Linked DNA regions of Homo sapiens: region 1 is linked to region 2. Evidence: chromatin loops called from intact Hi-C (ENCODE). Cell type or tissue: ovary. All regions are shown on one strand. Links, peaks and the distances in the headings refer to the core of each region. The heading gives the core; the rest is flanking DNA.

Evidence for each region. A loop is a pair of places that touch in the nucleus more often than their neighbours do. Peaks named below come from ENCODE experiments on the same cell type or tissue, not always from the same donor. Only the 100,000 strongest peaks of a DNase experiment are listed, where the experiment ranks them.
Region 1: it touches region 2 in a loop (4-fold over the local background); 2 of 110 quality-filtered maps call a loop at or near these places.

What each region holds. Positions count from the first base shown.
Region 1 is chr21:16,950,420-16,961,458 of GRCh38, reverse strand. No RefSeq gene overlaps it. Among named protein-coding and RNA genes, the nearest start is that of MIR125B2, 370 kb to the right of the region's middle. In ovary, for the core only: no CTCF peak of the experiment used is centred there; no DNase peak of the experiment used is centred there; H3K27ac peaks cover 261 bases.
Region 2 is chr21:17,009,660-17,020,698 of GRCh38, reverse strand. LOC105372740 (a long non-coding RNA gene) reads left to right here and starts at 5,271. Exons shown (of 2, transcript XR_001755096.1): 1 at 5,271-6,537; 2 at 10,379-10,713. In ovary, for the core only: no CTCF peak of the experiment used is centred there; no DNase peak of the experiment used is centred there.

The DNA of each region.
Region 1 (11,039 bases), core at 2,228-10,227, 60 kb after region 2:
ACACACAAATGGCTAACAGATAAGAAAAGGTGCTTAATAACATTGACCATCAGAGAAACGCAAATCGAAAGCATTTTAGAAATGCTAATATCCAAAAGACAGTCAATAACAAATGCTAGTGAGGATGTGGAGAAAAGGGAAGCATTGCACACTGTTGGTGGGAAACTAAATTAATATAGTCACTGTAGAGAACAGTTTGAAGGTTCCTCAAAAACTAAAAATACAACTACCATATGATCCAGCAATCCTACTGCTGGGTATATACCCAAAAGAAAGGAAATAAGTATATTGAAGAGATAAATTCACACCTGTGTTTACTGCAGCACTGTTTACAATAACTAAGATTTGGGAGTAACCTAAGTGTCAAATTGTGGTAAATATGAACAATGTAGTATTATTCAGCAGTAAAAAATGACATCCAGTCATTTGCCACAGCATGGATGGAACTGGAGATTATTATGTTGAGTGAAATAAGCCAGGCACAGAAAGACAAACATCACATGTTATCACTAATTTGTGGGATTTAAAAATCAAATTAATTGAACTCATGGGCATAGAGAATAGGATGGTTACCAGAGGTGAGGAAAAAGGTAGTTGGAGGTTGGGGGGAGGCATGGTAAATGGGTACAAAAAAATGGAAAGAATGAATAAGACCTACTATTTGATAGCACAATAGGGTGATTATAGTCAATAATAACTTAATTGTATATGTTTTAATAACTTAAAGAATGTAATTAGATTGTTTGTAACTCAAAGAAGAAACGCATGTGGGATGGATACCCCATTCTCCATGATGTGCTTATTTCACATTGCATGCCTGTATCAAAACATCTCATGTACCCATAAATACATATACCTACTATGTACTCACAAAATTTTGACAAAAATTTGTTTAAAAGAGATATGTGGAAGAGTAGAAAGTAAAAGTTGTCTGCAAGCTTTTCTGGCATTTATTTTACAAACCCTTATGGCCTTAACAGAATTACAAACAGTGAGGAAGTAAAATAGAGTTTGAATTTTAAGATATATCAATAGTATTTTTGGGTTAAATTTTAATTTTGAACTTTCAGAATAGTTGTAAGAACAGTGCAAAGAACTCTACAAACTTTGTCCAGATTCCACAATTTTTAACATTGTACATTTTTCTTCTCTCTCTTTTTCTGTTTTGAGCTGTTTACAAGTTGCAGACATGACGGCCCAAATTCCTGAAATTTTCTGTTTCCTAAAAGCAAAGGAATTCTTCTTTATAACCCTAATACACCCAACAAAATAAGAAAATTAACGTTAATGCAATACTGTTGTCTAATTCCCAGAACTTCAGATTTTCCCAGTTTTCCTTATAGTGCCCATTATAGAGTAAAATAAATTGTTTCCCCTTTTCTTCATTTCTTTTTTGGTCAATGAACCAATTCAGGAGCACACATTGCATTTAAAGGCCATACCTCTTAGACTTTTGAAATCTTTCTTCATGTATCATGGCCTTGACTTTTAAAAAAGATACAGATTTTCTGTGGTGTTTTCTTATAATTTATTTTCAGTTATGCATGTTTTTGGCAGGAATACCACAAAAATAATGCACTGTTCTTAGTCCATCCTAATAGAAGGCATAAATATTTGGACTATTGATGATATCATTTACCATTTGTTTAAAATAATCTGTCAGATTTTCTTCATTTTAATGTTAATTAATAAGTATCTCAAACTTATTAAATAACAAGTAAATAAAAGTATTTTGTGGAAACATACTTTCAGACTATGTAAATAGCCTGTTCCTCATCAAATACTCATCTACTAATTTTAGCATCCATTGATAATCCTTTTCTGAATCAATGATTTCTAAGATTATTGCCAAGCGGTGCTTTTCTAATTCCATCCTCCCTTCTATATTTGTTAGTTGGCATTCTACTATAAGGCAGGAGCTTATTTTCTATTCCTACTTTATTCAAGAGGTTACAATATGTTATTATCATTATTTTGATGCTAAAATTTTTGCAGGTTTAATCAGTGGGTTCCCTTCAACTCAACTTTTTTTGTTCTTTTAAAATGTCCCCATTAATCTTTGAATAAGCTTTCTTACATTTTGCCATGATAGAATGCTCTAGATTTATCTCATTTGTTTTCTAACCCATGCCCTGAAATCAGCCATTTCTCAAAGAATCAGGTTTCTTTTATTGGAGAATGAATATAGAACCCAAAATCTGGGGACTTGGTTTGTGCTAATTACTGCCAGTGTGCCATTGCTTTCAGGACTCCTTACAGGATAGCTAGAAAATTATGTGTGTGCATATACAAACTCACATACACATATATCTATGTATCTATATTTATATTGAAAATCATTAAGTTCACACTGATACCTCAAATTTACTCCAGCCATTCTCCCTTAAGTATTTTTACCTTCTTTATTCAACAGTAGACACCCAATTTCTATTATTCTGAATTCACTCACTTATTTGCTAAATCTTCTTGTCTTCAACTAATTCGAAAATTTGAAGAGGTTTGTTGGTGTCAGTCTTGTAAAACATGCTGGTTATGGTGACCAAGTTCCTTCCTAGCTCCAAAGTCACTGACTCATACTACTGAGCAGTTGACTTTCCACAGGAAAGGGATTGAGAAGGAGCTAGCTAGAGCATTTTGAAGGGGCATTTTTCTTACCTACTAATATGGTTTCGATGTGTGTTTTCTCCAAATCTCATGTTGAAATGTGATCCCCAGTGTTGGAGGTGAGGCCTGGTGGAGATGTATGGATCGTGAAGGCATAGCCTTCATTAGTGGCTTGGGGCTCTTCCCCTGGTAATGAGTGAGTTCTCATTGTCAGTTCACAGATATTCACGTGAGAGTTAGTCATTTAAAATAGCCTGGCACCTACACGCTCTCTCTCTTGCCATGTGATGTGCCTGCTCCCACTTCCCCTTCCACCATGATTGTAAGCTTCCTGAGGACTCACTGGAAACAGATGCCAGCACCATGCTTCCTAACAGCCTTCAGAAGCGTGAGCTAAAACAAACCTCTTTTCTTTATGAATTGCCCAGTCTTGGGTGTTTCTTTATAGTAACACAAATTGACTAACAAAGAGACTCATAAAAGAAATTACCTTAGCAAGGAGGTAAAGTGGATGGTAAATCCTGAGTAGAGATGATCTTCTCTTTCCTAGTAAGTGCCTCTGTGGAGGGAGTAAGATAAACAAATCGTAAAGAGAACTGGCTGCATGGTGATTCTAGTAAGAAGAATCGAAGACAGCCGTTAAAAAAGTTACTGGAGCCTGGGCATGGTGGCTCACACCTATAATCCCAGCACTTTGGCAGGCTGAGGTGGGAGTATCACTTGAGCCCAGGAGTTTGAGACCAGCCTAGGGAACATAGTGAGACCCTGTCTCTACAAAACATTTTAAAAATTGGTTGTGCATGGTGGCATGTACCTGTGGTCCCAGCTACTCAGGAACCTGAGGCAGGAGAATAGCTTGAGCCCAGGAGATTGAGGCTCCAGTGAGTTGTGTTCACACCACTGCACTCCAGCCAGGGCAACAGAGGGTCATCTTTTCTTGCAGGATCTCAAAAAAAGAGAAGAGTTGCTGGGCCTCAGTCAAGGCATGGAAGCTAAAGGGAATTGACAGAACTGAAGCAGCCATGTAAAGAATAAGAGTTGTCTGTGAAGAAAAATGATTGATGTCCAGACAGTGCCCCCTCCCACAATACCTTGACATTAACTGAAGATACTGAAACCATGGAATGGTCTTGGGGATGGAAGAAAAAATAAGTGACTGAGGAAAAATCAACTTCAGCTCAGAAATAAAACTGAGCTTGTTACATACATACATATAAAACTTGTTACAGCAAATAAAGTGCTATTTCCTGAGCCCTCATGTTTATGGACTGAAATTCATAGCCACCACATATGGAAGTGGTATAAGAGAACCACACAAATATTTAAAAAGGGAATTAAATATTAATACATAATTTTCAATGCCCTTAACAACCATACAACTAGACTGTTATGGTAAACTACAGAGTTAATGAAATCATGACTTGTCATAGCCTGATGCAACTAGAAGACACTTTTTACCTCAAATTATTTTTACAAACATGATATAAAACTTCAAAACAACCTCTTTTTAAGATAGCTTTTCAATATGTATTCCAAATTTATATAATTAGATTATATAAAGACTTTTAATGACAGATTTTTTTTTTTTTTTTGCAATGATCTCTGCATTCATGACTTTACTTGCGCTTTGTAAGTCATAATCCTAAACTAAGTTCCCAGGTGGGAAGCATCATCTTTTGACATCACCTTGACAAATGCTCCATATTATGCACATCTACTCTGCCTCTGTCAACAATCAGGAAAAGGCATTGGATTATAGAATCTATTTTTGTCCAACAAGCTTCTCATTTGCTTTGCTTGTCACAGCAGGTTATCTTGGCCTTCTTTTTGCTGACTCTAACTTTTCCTTCTCATTCTGCATAATGCACACATGTCCCAGACTTTTAAGCAGTTACAGAACTTGAATCACAAAACAATATGAAAAATAGTGTGTTTGTATCCTATTGCTTTGACCTAACCTTGGTTGGTTCCCTGATCTATGTATCCTTGTTTGCCACAAACTCCTTTCCTTTCTTTACTTGTGTAATTTCCTCACCAGTGATGAAGTTTTGTGTGTCAGTGTTTTAACCGTCCTTAAAGGCCCTCCTTAAACCACATCTTCTGGGAGGACATTCCAAAATTTTCCCATGTGAGTTTCTATTTTTTAATTTTTTTTTCTTTCTTGGTTCTATCATTGCAATGTATACCACTGATATAGCATTTAACTCATTCTTTCTCTGGATTATAATTACTTGGGGAAAATACAACTAGGTAAATGCAAAGTAGCCTCAGAGAAAAAGTAGATATGGTTTTATAATATAAAACTTTGGAAAGAAGGACTGATGATGTTCAAATTTTTATTACAAATTCAGGGGTACATGTGCAGGTTTATTGCATGGGTGTATTGCATAATGCTGGCATTTGGGATTCTGGTGAACCCATCACCCAAAGAGTGAACATAGATACTCAATAGGTAGTTTTTCAACCCTTGTCCTCCTCTTTCTCTCCCCACTTTTAGAGCCCCCAGTGTCTATTATTTTCATCTTTATGTTCCTGTGTACCCACAGTTCAGCTTCCACTTACGAGAAAATGCAGTGTTTGATGTTCTGTTTCTGTGTTGATTCACTTAGGATAATGACCTCCAGCTGCATCCATGTTGCTGACAAGGACGTGATTTTTTTTAATGTCTGTGTAGTATTCCATGGTGCATATGTACCACATTTTCTTTATCCAATCCATCCGTTATGGACACTTAAGTTGATTCCATGAGCTGATCCACAAATTTAAGAGTTTAGAACAGAGGGCAGCCAGCTTTTTCTGTAAAGAATTAGATAGTAAATATTTTTGGCTTTGTGAGTCATTTCTGTTGCTACTATCAAACTTTACCATTGTAGTATGAATGCAGCCACAGACAATATATAAATGAAAGGGTGTGTTGTGCCATTCACAATAGAAAAGACATGGCATCTACCTAAGTGCCCATAAGGATGGAAACAGAGAGACACTAGGGATGCCTAAGGGGAAAGGGAGGGAGGGGGCAATGGTTGATAAACTATCTATTGGGTACTGTGTTCACTAATTGGGTGATGAGTTCAACTGAAGCCCAAACCTCAGCATTATGCAACATATCCATGTAACAAACCTATACATGTATCCTTTGAATCTAAGATTTAAACAAAAATATCAGGATGGAGTGTGGCTGTGTTTCAATGCAACTTTATACAAAAACAGGTAGTGAACAGAATTTAACCTATGGGCTGATTTGTTGACCCCTGAGCTTGAAAGTCATCATAATGAGGAAAAGAAAGTACTAGTTGACCTTTTTGTAAGTATGATTGCAATGTTGGTATAACCAGATTTTAATATTTTTCTATCATCTGAATCAATTTCCAGTTTCTCATTGAATATTTTCATTGTATGTGCTATAGATAACTCATATTCTCTATGCTAAAGCTAAATTAATTTCCTTACCCAGGACAAGGCTTCTCATCTATTAAATCAAAGATTACATAATATTACCAGCAATTTAGCTTCTAAATCCATGTTTCTTTATTTACTAATGCTCAATAAATATCTCAGTGCTCTCAATTCTAAATATCTATTAATTATTGTTCAAAGAGAATTCTCCATGGGTCTCTCATACCTGCACTTCTTTTAACCAGAGGCATTCACAGTTTTGTCCAGACTGTCTTTTCAAGGATGTATGTATAGCAAATAGCCTTGTAAGACAGAGACAGGGTCTTGCCCCTAGAACAGATGACAGGTTTGTTTGTTGTCAAGTATAATAAAGATAATGCCTTCCTCCAGGGCAAAGGTTGAGCAGGTTTTCAGGCAGCCCGTTATAAACAATTGGAGATTCCTAAGATTGGATTTCTCAGCTGTGACACACACTCATTGTGCTTACAGCATCCACCTGTGCCTGCCTCTGTCATGACCATGAGACTTAGAGGCCAGTGTTTACATTGAAGCTCTTGCTGCCCACTGTGCCAAAAGTAATAACACCCTTTTTTTCTAGCTGAGGAGTCTTATGTCTTCTGCCAGCATTCATGAAACAGTGGCAGGCTGCTTGTTGGCTTACAAGCAGGCTAAAATCTGAGACCCTTCTTAGTTTTAATTGTTTTTGCCAGCATCTATTGAATGGTGGTAAGTACTTTACATACATAATCCCATTTAAGTCTTACAACCCTGTGAGCTGGATGCTATTATTTCCCATATCCACTTTATTCCCTCTCACTGTAAAAGTAATTATTCCAAATTGGTGGCACGTGGCTGCTCATAGTTGTTAAGGGTCATAACTCGAACTCCTTCAACCAAGACATATTTTCTTTCCTTGGTCTAGTTTGCAAAAACTACCTAGGGAAGAGCTCTAATTAATCTAGCTTTCTTGGTATTTACCTACGGACAAATAAACTGTGAATGAATGTTGGAGTGGAGTGGGTACGAAGGTGATAGGAGAACATGAGAGTTTTTCTGCATTCAGTAATGCAGCAATCTAATTGAGTCATACCATCTCATTGTTCATTTGCTCTATAATTAAGAGGGAAAAATATGATTATTTGGAGATGAAGACATCAAGCCAACGTTAAACATGAGAATTGACTAGAGAAAACAAGATATTTGTTCATAATCTTGTGCAATGATAAGAGCAGTATTTGTGAAACCTAAAATGGTCATCAATAAATCAGCAACCAGGTTGGGTGCTGTGGCTCACGCCTGTAATCCCAGCACTTTGGGAGGCTGAGGCGGATGGATCATCTGAGGTCAGGAGTTTGAGACCACCCTGGCCAACATGCTGAAACCCCGTCTCTACTAAAAATACAAAAATTAGCTGGGCATGGTGGCATACCCCTGTAATCCCAGCTACTCGGGGGACTGAGGCACAAGAATAACTTGAACCCAGGAAGTGGAGGTTGCAGTGAGCCAAGATTATACCACTGCACTCCAGCCTAGGCGACAGAGCGAGACTCATCTCAAAAATAAATAAATAAATAACATAAAATAAATCAGCAATCAGCAAAGCCTAACATTTCCTTTGGAAGCTGATGAGGAAGGTGCCAAACACTTGGGCCTTGCACTAAAGACAAAATTGAATGAACTCCAGCCTACCTTTTAAACGTTGCTAAATGGCTACCTGCAAGTTCTTGTTTTAGCAGCCATCTTTAATTTTAAGTAGCATGAAAGCATTCTTAATTGTGAGGTTGTAGGAAAGCTCAGTCTTTCAGCATGGAGATACTTACCCTGCTCTAGGTCAGCTTTGCTAGACTTGATTTTGAAAGACAGGAAATCTCGCAGGGGCAGGTAGTAAAATACTGAAGGGCACATTAGAAAAAAATCCACGTTGTGAATTACAATTAAAGGGTAAAAAACAAAACAAAGCAGAAAAACTGGGTATATTAGTTTGCTAAGGCTCCTGTAATGAAATACCACAGACTGGATGGCTTAAAAAGGATAGATTTATTTTCCCACAGTTCTTGAGGCTAGATGTCCAAATCAAGGTGTTGGCAGGTTTAGTTTCTTCTGGGGCAACTCTCCTTGGCTTGGAGATGGCAGCCTTTTTGCTCGCAAACGGTAGCCTTTTCACTGTGCTTCCTCATTCTTGGTATTTCTGCTTATTCAAATTTATTGTTTTTTTCCGATTTTTGTAACAGCTTTATTGAGACGTAATTTAGATGCCATACAATTCACTCATTAATTAATTTTTTTACTTTATATTTAAGTTTTGTGGGTCCATAGTAGGTGCATATATTTATGGGGTACATGGGATACTTTGAAATAAGCATACAATGCATAACAGTCACATCAGGGTAAATAGGGTATCTATCACCTAAAGCATTTATTCTTTCTGTTACAAACCATCTAGTTATATTTAATTATTTTTAAATTTACAATAAATTATTGTTAAATACTAGATCTTTTTTTATCCTATATTTTTGTACCCATTGACTATCTGTCATTACCCCCTATCCTTCAACTACCCTTCCCAGCCTCTGGTAATCATCCTTCTACTCTCTGTCTCCATGAGTTCAATTATTTTAATTTTTAACTCCCACAAATAAATGAGAACATGGGAAGTTGTCTTTCTGTGTCTGGCTTATTTCACTTAATGTAATGATCTCTCCAGTTCCATCGATGTTGTTGCAAATGACTGGATGTCATTCGTTTTTATGGCTGAATAGTACTGCATTGTTTATATTTACCACATTTTTTTTATCCATGCATCTGTTGATGGACACTTAGGTTGCTACCAAATCTTGGCTATTGTGAATAGTGCTGCAATAAACATAGGTGTGCAGATATCTCTCTAATATACTGATTTCTTTTCTTTTGGGTGTACTTAACAGTGGGACTGCTGGATCATATGATAGTTGTATTTTTAGTTTTTGAGCAACCTCCAAATTGTTCTTTATAGTGGTTGTAATAATTTACATTCCCACTAACAGTGTATGAGGGTTCCCTTGTCTCCACATTCTTGCCAGAATTTGTTATTGCTTGACTATTGGATAAAAGCCATTTTAACTGGGATGAGACAATACCACATTGTAGTTTTGATGTGCATTACTCTGATGGCCAATGATGTTGAGCACCTTTTGATATACCTGTTTGCCCTTTGTGTGTCTTCTTTTAAGAAATGTCTATTCAAATCCTTTGCCCATATTTTAATTGGATTATTAGATTTTTTTCCTATAGAGCTGTTTGAGCTCCTTATGTATTCTGGTTATTAACCTTTGTCAGATGGATAGTTTGCAAATATATTTCCCATTTTGTGGGTTGACACTTCTCTTTGTTGATTGTTTCCTTTGCTGTGGAAGCTTTTTAGCTTGATGTCATCTCATTTGTCCATTTTTGGTTCGGAGGCCTGTGCTTGCGGGGTACTACTCGCAGCACGGTAATTTTTGCCCTGTGCAATGTTCTGAAGAGTTTTCCCAAAGTTTTATTTTAGTAGTTTTATAGTTTGAGGTTTTGGCAAGTCTTTAATAATCCATTTTCACTTGATTTTTGTATGTGGCAAGAGATAGAGGTCTAATTTGATTCTTCTCATTATAGATAATCATTTATCCCAGCAGCATTTATTGAAGAGGCTATTTTTTCCCCATTGTATATTCTTGGCAACTTTGTGAAAAATGAGTTTACTGTAGATGTATGAATTTGTTTCTGTGTTGTCTATTCTGTTTCCATTGTCTATGTGTCTGTTTTTATGTCAGTACCATTTTGCTTTGGTTACTGTAGTATTGTAGTATAATGTGAAGTCAGGCAGTGTGTTTCATCCAGTTTTGTTCCTTTTGTACAGGATAGTTTTGGTTATTCTGGGTATTTTGTGGTTCCATATAAATTTTTTGATTTTTTTTCTATTTCTGTGAAGAATGTTACTAGTGTTTTGTTGGGAATTGCATTGAACCTATAGATTGCTTTAGGTAATATAGACAATTTAACAATATTTATTCTTCCAATCTATGAAGATGAAATATCTTTCCACTTTTGTGTCCACTTCGATTTTTTTCATTAGTATTTTCATTTTCATGATAGAGACCTTTTCCTTTTTTGATTAACTTAATTCCTAGATATTTAATTTTATCTGTAGCTATTGTTAATGGGATTACTTTCTTGATTTATTTTTCAGATTGCTTACCTTTGACATATAAAAGTGCTACCTATTTTTGTATGTTGATTTTGTATCCTGCAACTTTGCAGAATATCTTAGTTCTAATCATTTTTTGGTGCAGTCTTTAGGCTTTTCCAATTATTAAATTATATCATCTGCAGACAAAGGTGATTGTACTCATTCCTTTCCAAGTTGCATGCCCTTTCTTTCTTTCTCCTGTCTGATTGCTCTAGCTGGGACTTCCAGTACTATGTTGAATAACAGTGGTGAAAGTGGTCATCCTTGTCGTGGTCCAGATCTTAAAGAAAATGTTTTCATGTTTTTCCCATCCAGTATTATTGTACCTATGGGCCTGTTATATATGGCTTTTATTGTGTTCCTTCTACCCCCAGATTTTTTAAGGATTTTTATCATGAAGGTATGTTGAATTTTATCAAATGCTTTTTCAGCATCAATTGGAATGATTCTATGGTTTTTGTCCTTTATTCTTTTGATATAATGTCTCACATTGAGTGATTTACATATTTTGAACCATCCTTGCATCCCTGGCATAAATCCTACTTGGTCTCCTTAAAAGATGAATGATCTTTTGAATGTATTACTGAATTTAGTTTACTTGTTGAGGATTTTTGCATCAATTTTCATCAGTGATATTGGCCTATAGGTTTTTGTTTGTTTTTTTGATGTGTCTTTGTCTGGTTTTGGTATCAGGGTAACACTGACCTAGTAGAATAAGTTTGGAAGTGTTCCTTCCTCTATTTTTTTAAATAGTTTGAGTAAGATTGGTATAAGTTATTTATTTATTTATTTATTTATTTTTATTTTTATTTTTATTTTTTTGAGACGGAGTCTCGCT
Region 2 (11,039 bases), core at 1,153-9,152:
GATATTCTGGGACATGTTGATTTTGATATGTGAGTAGGGCTGTCAAGTGAAAATGCCATTGTAAGTAGGAAGACATCTTCTCACTCTCATGAAAGAGCTCTGGATGGGAGATAAAAATTTGGGATACATTAACATATAGTAGTTACTAAAGTGATAGGAATTAAGGTGGTCACATGGAGAGACTAACAGAGTAAAAAACTTGCTAAACTGCACTTTATGGACAATAATGTTTAAAGACAGAACAGGAATCTCTCTCTCTCTCTCTCTCTTCCCCCTCTTAGTTACACACACACACACACACACAAACACACACACACCCCCCAAGATGTGATGAATACAAAAGAAGCACGTGTTAAAAAAGGAAGGAATAAATAATGTGTCTAACACTTCTGAAAAGTAAAATAAGATAATGGGTGAGTGACCATTGATTTTGGCAATAGGTAGGCCATTATTGACCTTGGGAGTGAATTGGGGCAGAACCCAGATTATTATGGATTGAAGAATGAATGGAAAATGCCATTGTGAGAGAGAAATCTTTCAAGATTAGCTGTGAATGAATGACAAGAAAGAATTAGGGTAATTACTAGATTAGGTTGCAGGACTAAGATGGAGATGTAAGTACTTCATATTCTGACAAGCACTGGTATCACAGAAAACTGTAGTATTGTAGATTTTATAATAAATGAGTAAGGATGGCAAGTTCTTTTAGGCTGGATCGTCTTGGCACTGCATTTTTGTGGACATCATTAAGATCCCTAGAATGGCTCTCAGTTATATGGAGTCCAAAAATTGATCTTACTTATATTAAACTATATCATGGGCTTGTCAGAATATTGATTTTATTAATTGACTTTATTTTATTTATTTATTTATTATTTTTTGAGACAGAATTTCACTCTTGTGGCCCAGGCTGGAGTGCAATGGCGTGATCTCAGCTCACTGCAACTTCTACCTCTCGGATTCAAGTGATTCTCCTGCCTCAGCCTCCCAGGTAGCTGGGTTTACAGGTATGAGCCACCACACCCGGCTAATTTTTTGTATTTTTAGTAGAGATGTGGTTTTGCCATGTTCATCAGGTTGGTCTCGAACTCCTGACCTCAGGTGATCAACCTGCCTATGCCTCCCAAAGCTCTGGGATTACAGGCATGAGCCACTGAGCCTGGCTAATTGATTTTATTTTTTATAAAAGTTTTAAATTTACAGAAAGATGGAGCAGATAGTAGGGAGAATTTGCATATATCCTCCCTCTATGCTTCAATCTCACACACAGTTTTCCTTATTGCTAACATCGTACATTAGCACAGTTTGTTAAAATTAATGAACCAATATTGATATATTATTAACTGACGTCCATAATTTATTCTGATTTTTTTTTTAGTTTTTACCTAATGTTTATTTTCTACTCTAGGGTCCTGAGTCCTTAGTCCCCTTTTGGCTGTGATGATTTATCATGCTTTCCCTTTTTTTGATGACCTTGATAGTTTTGGGAAGTGCTGGTCAGATACATTGTTGGGGTGCCTTTCTATTAGAATTTCATGTTTTTCTCACTATTGGACTAGAGTTATGGTTTTTGTGGAGAAAGATCACAAAGGCAAAGTATAATTTTTAATCACATTACATCCAGGGTATGTACGATTTACAGCATTTATGAGTATTGATGTTGATTTTGATGGCTGATGTAGTGTTTGTCAGGTTTCTTCACTGTTTTTCTTACCCCTTTCTTCCATACTGTATTCTTTGGAAGAAAGTTACTATGTGCTTCCAAGACTTAAGGATCTGGGAGTTATGCTTCCCCTATTTTAGGGTGAAAGGTCTAAATAAGTTATTTGGAATTCTTCTGGATAGATTTGTTTCTTCTCTCCCATTTATTAGTTTATTTAATTATTTATATCCATAAGGACTTGTGGATATTTATTTTATCCAATACTATTTTATTTTGTTGCTCCAATTGCCCCATCTTTGGGCATTGGGAGCTCTTTCAGTTGGCTCCTGTGGCACTTTGACATACCCTAATCATTGTGAGTTTGTGTGTGTGTGCGTGTATGTGTGTATGTTTTGAGCACTGTGCTTCACCTATTCATTCCTCCCTCTCTTGCCTTCATGCCCTAACCTCTGGCAACCAGTGATATTTTTTGTCTCTATAGTTTGCCCTTGCCAGAATATGATATAATTGAAATCACACAACATGTAGCATTTTCAGGCTAGCTTCTGTTACTTGCAATATGCATTCACATGCATTTAAATGTAGCTTGCATTTAAGCATGACCTACCTTTTTGTGGCTTGAGAGATCATTTCCTTTTATCACTGAATCCTGTTCCACTATTTGGATGTCCTAGTTTGCTTATCCATTCACTTATTGAAAAACATCTTGGTTGGTTCCACTTTGGGTAGTTATAAGTAAAGCTGTTATAAACATTTGAGTACAGGTATTTTTGTGCACATAAGTTTTCAAGTGAATTGGGTAAATAACTAGGAGCCTGATCATATGGTAAGACTATGTTTAGCTTTGTAAGAATGTGCCAAACTGTCTTCCAAAGTGGCTGTACCATCTTGCATTCCCACCAGAAATGAATGAGAGTTTCTTTTGCTGTGCTTCATTGCCAGTATTTGTTATTGTCAAATTTTTGGATTTTAGTCACTCTAATAGGTGTATAGTGGTATCTCTTTGTTTAATTTGCAATTATTTAATGAAAAATGATGTTGCACATCTTTTCATATGGTTATTTGCCATTTGTATGTCTTTTTTGATGAGGTGTATGTTCAGGCCATTTGACCATTTTTTATTGGATTGTTTGAGTTCTTATTGTTTTTATTTTATTTTATTTTACTTTAAGTTCCAGGATGCATGTGCAGAATGTGCAGGTTTGTTGTATAGATATACATGTGCCATGGTGGTTTGCTGCACCTATTGACCCATAATCTGTGTTTTCTCCCCTTGCTCCCAACCCCCCAATAGGCCCTGGTGTGTGTTTTTTCCCACCATGTGTTCTCATTGTTTAATTTCCACCTATGAGTGAGAATATGCGATGTTTGGTTTTCTGTTCCTGTGTTAGTTTGCTTAGGATGATGGCTTCCAGCTTCATCCATGTCCCTGCAAAGGACATGATCTCATTCCTTTTTTGGCTGCATAGTATTCCATGGTATATATGTACCACATTTTCTTTATCCACTCTATCATTGATGGGCATTTGGGTCGGTTCCATGTCTTTACTATTGTAAATAGTGCTGCAATAAACATACATGTGCATGTGTCTTTATAGTAGAATGATTTATATTCCTTTGGGTATATACCCAGTAATGGGACTGCGGGTCAAATGGTATTTCTGGTTCTAGATTCTTGAGGAATCACCATGCTATCTTCCACGATGGTTGAACTAATTTACATTCCCACCAACAGTGTAAAAGTGTCCTTATTTCTCCACAGCCTCTCCAGCATCTATTGTTTCTTGACTTTTTAATAATTGCCACTCTGACTGGCATGAGATGGTATCTCATTGTGGATTTTGATTTGCATTTCTCTAATGACAGTGACGTTGAGCTTTTTTTTCATATGTGTTTTGGCCACGTAAATGCCTTCTTTTGAAAAGTGTCTGTTCATATCCTTTGCTCACTTTTCAATAGGGTTTTTTTTTTCTTGTAAATTTGTTTAAGTTCCTTGTAAATTCTGGATATTAGACCTTTGTCAGATGGGTAGATTGCAAAACTTTTCTCTCACTCTCTAGGTTGCCTGTTTGCTCTGATGATAGTTTCTTTTGCTGTGCAGAAGCTCTTTAATCCCATCCCATTTGTCAATATATTCAGGTTATTTGACCACTTTTTATTGAATTGTTTGAGTTCTTATTGTTGAGTTTTAAGAGTTCTTTTTATATTTTGAATACAAGCCCTCTATCAGATATGTGTTTTGTGATAATTTTCTCACAGTATGTGGCTTGTAATTTTATTCTATTAATAATGTCTTTCACAGAGCAGTTTTCAATTTTAACAAAGTCAACTTTGAATTTTTTCTGTAATTTATGCATTTGATATTGTATATAGAAACTCATCATCAAAGATTGTCATGATTTTCTCTTATATTATCTTCGAAAATTTTATAGTTTTGCATTTTACATTTAGTTTGCAATCTATTTTAAGGTAATTTTTGTGAAAGCAGTTAAGTTTCATATCTAGATTTTGTTTTCATATGGATGTCCAGTTGTTCCAGGACCATTTGTTGAAAAGACTATCTTTTTCTTCATGTAACTGATTTTGTTCCTTTGTCAAAGATCAGTTAGCTATGTTTTTTGGGTTCTTTATTCTAATCTACGTGTCTACTGCCAATATTATACTGTCTGGATTACAGTAGCTTATGCTTAGTCTTGATGTCAGATAGAGTTTGTTTGCTAATTTGTTCTCCTTCAACATAGTGTTGGGTATTCTGGGTCTTTCATCTTTTTCATATAAACTTTGGAATTAGTTTGTTGATATCTGCAAGGTAACTTGAAATTTTGATTGGGATTGCCTTAATCTAGTGATTAAGTATACATGAGTATGGAATATCTCTATTTTTTCAGATATTCCTTGGTGTTTTTGATGAAAGGTTTGTAGTTTTTCTTGTATAGATCCTGTATATATTTTATTAGATTTATGCCTGAGTGATTTATTGGCTTTGGTGCCAATGTAAATGGTATCATATTTTTCATTTAAAATTCCTATTGTTCATTGTTGGTATGTAGAAAAGCAAATGACTTTGTATATTAACCTTGTATCCTGCATTCTTACTATATTCATTTGCTTGCTCCTGGGGATTTTTGTTGATTCTTTGGAGTTTAATACATAGATAATTATGTAATCTCTAAACAGAGACAATTTTATTTCTTGTTTCACTGTCTGTATACATTTTACTTTTACTTTTTTTCTTTTTGTGTTAGCTAGGACTTCTAGCACAATGTTAAAGAGAAGCTGTTCCAAGTGGAAATGCATCTGGTTTCTCATCATTGAGTATGATGTTAGCTGTAGGTTCTTTATAGATGTTCTTTATCACGTTGAGAAAGTTCCCCTATCTTCCTAGTTTGCTGAGAGTTTTTACCATGAATTGATTTTGGATGCCAGGATGCATCAATCTTTTCTCTGAATCAACTGATGTAATCATATTTATTTTCTTCTGTAGCCTGTTTATATGATTGTTTACATTAATTGATTATGACACGTAGTGCCCATTTTATATACCTGTGATAAATCTTACTTAGTCATGGTGTGTGATTCATTTTATATATCATTGGATTTAATTTGCTAATAGTCTCTTGATTATTTTTGCATCTCTGCTAATGAAAGATATTGGTTTGTACTTTTCTTTCCCTAGAATAGTCTTTATCTGGTTTTGGTATTCATTTTTAATGGTGGTATTTCTAGTTTATGAATTGGTACTTTTAACAATGCAGTGGCTTCTATTTTATTCAATTAAATTCAATTTGATTTAATTCAGTTTGATTCAACTCAATACCATCATTAAATAATGTATAAGGCAGTCTGATATGTACTGAGGCAGATGCAGAGATAGATAAAACAGATTCCAGACTTCTTGAGTTTGGCAATCAGATTGAATATGTTTCCTTATAATACCAAACTCTAGATCATATTAGTTGGTAAAGAATGAAGAAAGTTCTTTAGAAGCCATTTAACAAAGCTTTGGTAGACAAATGAATTTACGTAGGTACCTTAGAATATTTGCTCTTATCGAGCATGGATTTTACCTATTTTTGTTTCTATTGTACCCCGGGCTAGAAAAGCTCCGTGTATATAGTAAATACTAAGGATATTTTTGGTGAACAAAGGAACATATTGTTGGCATATTTCTGGATGATGATCTGTAAGTGGTACTCTGAATCTGGGCATCTTTAACTGTCCTCAAAATGTTTTTAAGTGCTAAATTTAAGTGTTTTTCTTGATCATTTTATGTATAACTTTCATCACAACATGTTTTTCTTGTGACAACATTTTAATATCATTGCAGTTGCCAACTATGAAGATTTTTAAAATTATGTTTTGATATATTTTTATTGATTCTGAGAGGGGATATAAAGAAAATCATTTTATTACCAAATTGCTCTATTTCCTCATCACAAAAAGAGGTTCATTCTTATTTTGATGATGTTCTCACCTCAGCTCATACACAGTGCCGAGTCCTTTCCCTTCTCAGTGAAGTCACTTACAGAGAGCACAATCCAATCATTACGTGCACTACCTTAAGTTAAAAAAAAAATGCCTTTTCACTGACCTATGCTTTTTTTTCTCCCCAGAATTATGCCTCTACTGTTCTCTTAGTTTCTTTGCTGTACAATAAAGTAATTGGCTACATGTACCTATTGGGGACTTAAAATATGGCTAGTGCCACAAATTGTAACTATAATATTTTCCATATATTGGGTTAAATTAAATGTATTATTAAAATAAATCTTACCTGTTTGTTTTACTTTTTAAAATGTAGCTACCAAGAAATTTAAAATTACGTATGTGGCTCTTCACATATTTCTAATGAACAACATTGGAGACTCTTAAGGGTACGTGGAGCTGTTATTCATTTATCATTGGAAGTAAGCTAATTATGGCTTTTAAATTGCTCACAATGCATCTGGCGATATTTTTAGATGCCCAGAGAAGAGCACAAGCTGCTTGTCATTCCAACATTAATATATCCAACAGACTTTTCCAATAGTGGAAAGAATTGATAACAAATTAGTTGAACTTATTATTCATAAAAGAATATGATGCTGATGAGTCAAAAAAACGTATCTAGGAAATGTAGATGAATTGTTATTGGTCCCTAGGTAGGCAGTTTTGCCTCCTTTAACATGAGTATTATATAATGTTAGACTCTACTCCTAAGACTTCTGCTTTGGATCCTAGACCACATTCAAGTTAGTGTAGTTTTTCAGCTACTTTTTAAATAGAGGAGGCAGCTCTTGTTTTACTTTTTAATTATTCTCATTATTTGTACTAGTAACCCTTGAAACCTAGTAAATTATTTCTCTAGCCTTGATGTTTGTGCTTTCTACATTCTGTGGACCATCACACAATTTTCCAAAGTTGTTTTTTATCTCAGCAAGTTTCTTTTGTATAATTTATGCCTCATTTATATTTTCACATAAATAAAATACTCTCGCTCATTCATCATTTTGATTGCCTTCCTCTGAAACATTTTCTATGTTTAAACTATTCTGGATTAGAGAAACCTCACTACAGTCCCTTTCTTTCCTGAAAATAAGTGCAGATAATCTCCATTTCATGATCAGCCTGTATTCCAAAAGGACAAGCATCGTGTTGCAGCTTGAGTTTCCATCCCAAGGTCAGCTCACTAATTACATTGCATACAAAGTAGCATGCTGTGTCAATAATGCTACAAACCTAACACTGCATACTAAGAAGTTTCTATGAAAAATCAATCATGCATTTTCAATTTTGGGTGGCAGTAATTCATCTTCTTTTACTGTGATGGAATAACAGAAGTATCCTCCTCAACCCTCCTATCCTTTGGAAAGAGGAATGGAAAATCTTCCTAAATGAATTATTGTAGGTCCTATGGCCAATTTAGGGATTTGAGCACTGAGGAGATAGTGATAAAAATCTTACTTTTTGGTGTTCCTACTGTCCTTAATTTATTTTCTTTGCTTTTCTTTCTTTCTTCCTTTCTTTATCTTTCCTTCCCTGTCTCCCTTCCTTCCTTCCTTCCATTACTCACTTCTTTTATTCACAACCATTATCTATGGCTTAGAAGTAAAGTGTTTGTTCATTATACAAAAATACAGTGTTAACTATTTTCCTTTATTCTCCATTCCTAAAACAAACACAATCATATCTATCTATGTATTTTGGCTTTTATTGGCCATTTGTAGAGATGAGTGAATATTATTCTTTCCTATTTGACATTACTCTTTTGTTTCTACTTAGAGGTGCATATAGACGATGAAGATAATCTTAGTGCAAAAGGGACTTAGTGCGAAAGGGACTTAAAGAACATCAATCCACATTTCAGTGGAAAATCAGTCTCAGACCACACTCTTTATCTTATTAGAGGAGCTGTACCAAAGGCACTAGCTCTCAATGAAGAGAAGCTCTTTTTATGGAAGCCCGGGTAAGGGCTAGTGAGGACTGCCTATGTGAATGACCAGGACTGGCAGACGAGCTGGATAGAGATGGAACAGCTTCTAAGATTCTAACATTTCCTCTTTCTCATCTTTTTTTTTTCTCTTCTGTCATTGACTAATGGACAAGCTGACAAGTGGAGAGAAAATGGATCAATAAAAGGAAATTTTAGGTAGTTTGAAGTCAATGAGTAAAAGGAAGATTAAAAATTTTCTAGGTTTTTTTTCCTATTTTGGATGTATATTTACATTATCTCAGATTTATTTTCCTTGACAAGCTTTATATATGCTTTGTATAATCACTTTATCTTTTTTGAAAAGGTACTTTAGATATTCCATGGTTTATTCTCAGTTAAATCTGTGCTTATGGAATTCAACTTTATGGAAGTAATATTCATTGAGTTGCTATTACTACAGTAAGTACCATTTGAGAACCTGAAAGAAGGCTGAGATGTTTAAACTAGGGTCCTTGGAGTTCATAAGCTTGTAATTCATATTAAAAACCATGATTCTTCTTGGTACATTCACTTTATGTGAAAAAAAGTGACTCAAGGTCATTTACGATACATGAAAATAAACAAATTTAACAGATTTCTTTTCTACAGAACTTGATTGATTTCTTAACTTGATGTATGTATTGTAACGCTCAAAAAGGGAGATGCGGTATTCATTATTTAATGATATTATTAACCAGAGAATTCTTTTTTAAACATCACTTTCAAGAGTTATGACATTAGGAATACAGTATGAAAAATGCTAAAATATATTTCAGTTCAGTATCATTTTCCCATGTTTTAAGGCTGTACATGCTCTAAAATATAAATCTAAGAGCTCAGAGGAGAAGGAAGTTTTTAGTTTTTCATATTTATTCTGCTGAAATTTCATTAGCATTACTTATTTGAAATCAACCTAAGAATTCACTTGAAAAAAGGAATTCGGTAACAAAACAATATGTGATACTAACTTATCTAGCTACCGCCCTCATTTTTATAAGTGAGATACCTCAGGTCAACACATTTCTTGAAATAATTTGTTATAGATCTTATAACAAGTTAGAGGTCAGAACCTGAGTCCAGTGTTCTTTCATATTCCCCAAACTACAGTGAATATGTCCAGTAAAGCTTGGATATAACAAAAATGGCCTATAATACAGATCTATCTCACAGGCAACAGAACTTAGCTCTTCCCAACCTGCTACACAAGAGTATTTGCCTATTTATTTCATTCATATCATTTTCTCTCATGTTAAATTAAGGAGCTTCATCAAAATTTCATTCCTATGCAAATTTCTTCATTAGAATAATATTTATGCTATAATATTTTCCTTTTCTAATTAAATTGATTGTGCTAATGTATGTTAAGTAACTTTGGTTTTGCTACATATTTCTATTGTTCTCTATTTCTTATGGTTCCATTTCTCATTATTGGTTTAAAATTCTCATGTGTTGGCCATTGTGAGGGAATACTGTGATTACAGACCAGAGTGAATCACAATTATGTTTGAATTCTAACTCCACCATTTGCTAGGTGTGTGACCTTGGGCAGCTAAAAGCACTTCTTGTTAGCCAAAATTTTCTTGACAGAAGTATAATGTCACATCTGCTTACTTCATGAGTTACCAAGATGTTCACAGCTTGCTCTGTTCAGACCTAGGGCAAAGTTTTCTTTTTGCTTTTGCTCTTGAAGCTGTTCTTCATTTCCCTCCCTCCCTTCCTCCCTTCTTCCCTTCCCTTCCCTCCCCTCCCATCCCCTCCCCTTCCCTCCTTTCTTTCTTTCTTTCTTTCTTTCTTTCTTTCTTTCTTTCTTTCTTTCTTTCTTTCTTTCTTTCTTTCTTTCTTTCCCTCCTTCCTTCCTTCCTTCCTTCCTTCCTTCCTTCCTTCCTTCCTTCCTTCCTTCTTCCCTTTTGGTTGTAGCAAACAAAACCTCAAGTATCCTTTGGGGATGTCATTTCTCAACCTGCATTGGATTAGATGCAGTTTCTCCAGTGGCCAATCTATATTATGACTCAAAGTTTAAGACCATTTTTTGCTTTAAGGACAATAACTTTATGACAGTAGATTGGAAATCACAAATAAAATGGGCTGTGGAAACACAGAAATTTTAAGAAATGTTATTTTTTATAGTTGTCCCACATCGAGAGATGCCAGCTCTTTTGTTTTCTCACTATCTAGAAATCCGTATTAGATTTCTGCTACTAACTTTTATTTCTAAAGATAGCATTCATCAGATTACACCTCTCCTCTCTTTAATTTTACTCCAGGAATGAAATGGACGTTCTTACTCATCATACCATAAGCATCCAGGTGAATGATTGCTCACTTCTTTCATCTAATGAGGAATTGGCTTTCTTGAGAATCTCAATGCAGTGTACCTCCAACCTTAACAGACTGCTGTAAAACACCCTGACCATTCTTTAGTATAAGCACTGAAGAAGACAGTATGTTGACCACGAGGCACCTGGCCTGGCTCATAGTATGCCATCAAGAAATGCTAATTTTCTATTTCCTCTTTTTCAAAGAGTTATTTCAAGAAAGAAAGGAGAGGAGAGGATGTTACAAATTCCATGTAAATAAAATTTGTCACTAATTCTGTGAACTAATTGATATCATAATTTGATTCTCTTACCTCTTTTTAATCTCTCTATTAGTCCATTTTTATGCTGTGAATAAAGACATACCTGAGACTGGGCAATTTACAAAAGAAAGAGGTTTAATAGACTCTCAGTTCCACATGGCTGAAGAGGACTCACAATCATGGCAGAAGGTGAAAGGCACATTTCACATGGTGGCAGACAAGAGAATAGAACTTGTGCAGGGAAACTCCCCTTTATAAAACCATCAGATCTCATGAGACTTTATTCATCATCAGGAGAACAGCACAGGAAAGATGTGCCCCCATGATTCAATTACCTCCCACTGAGT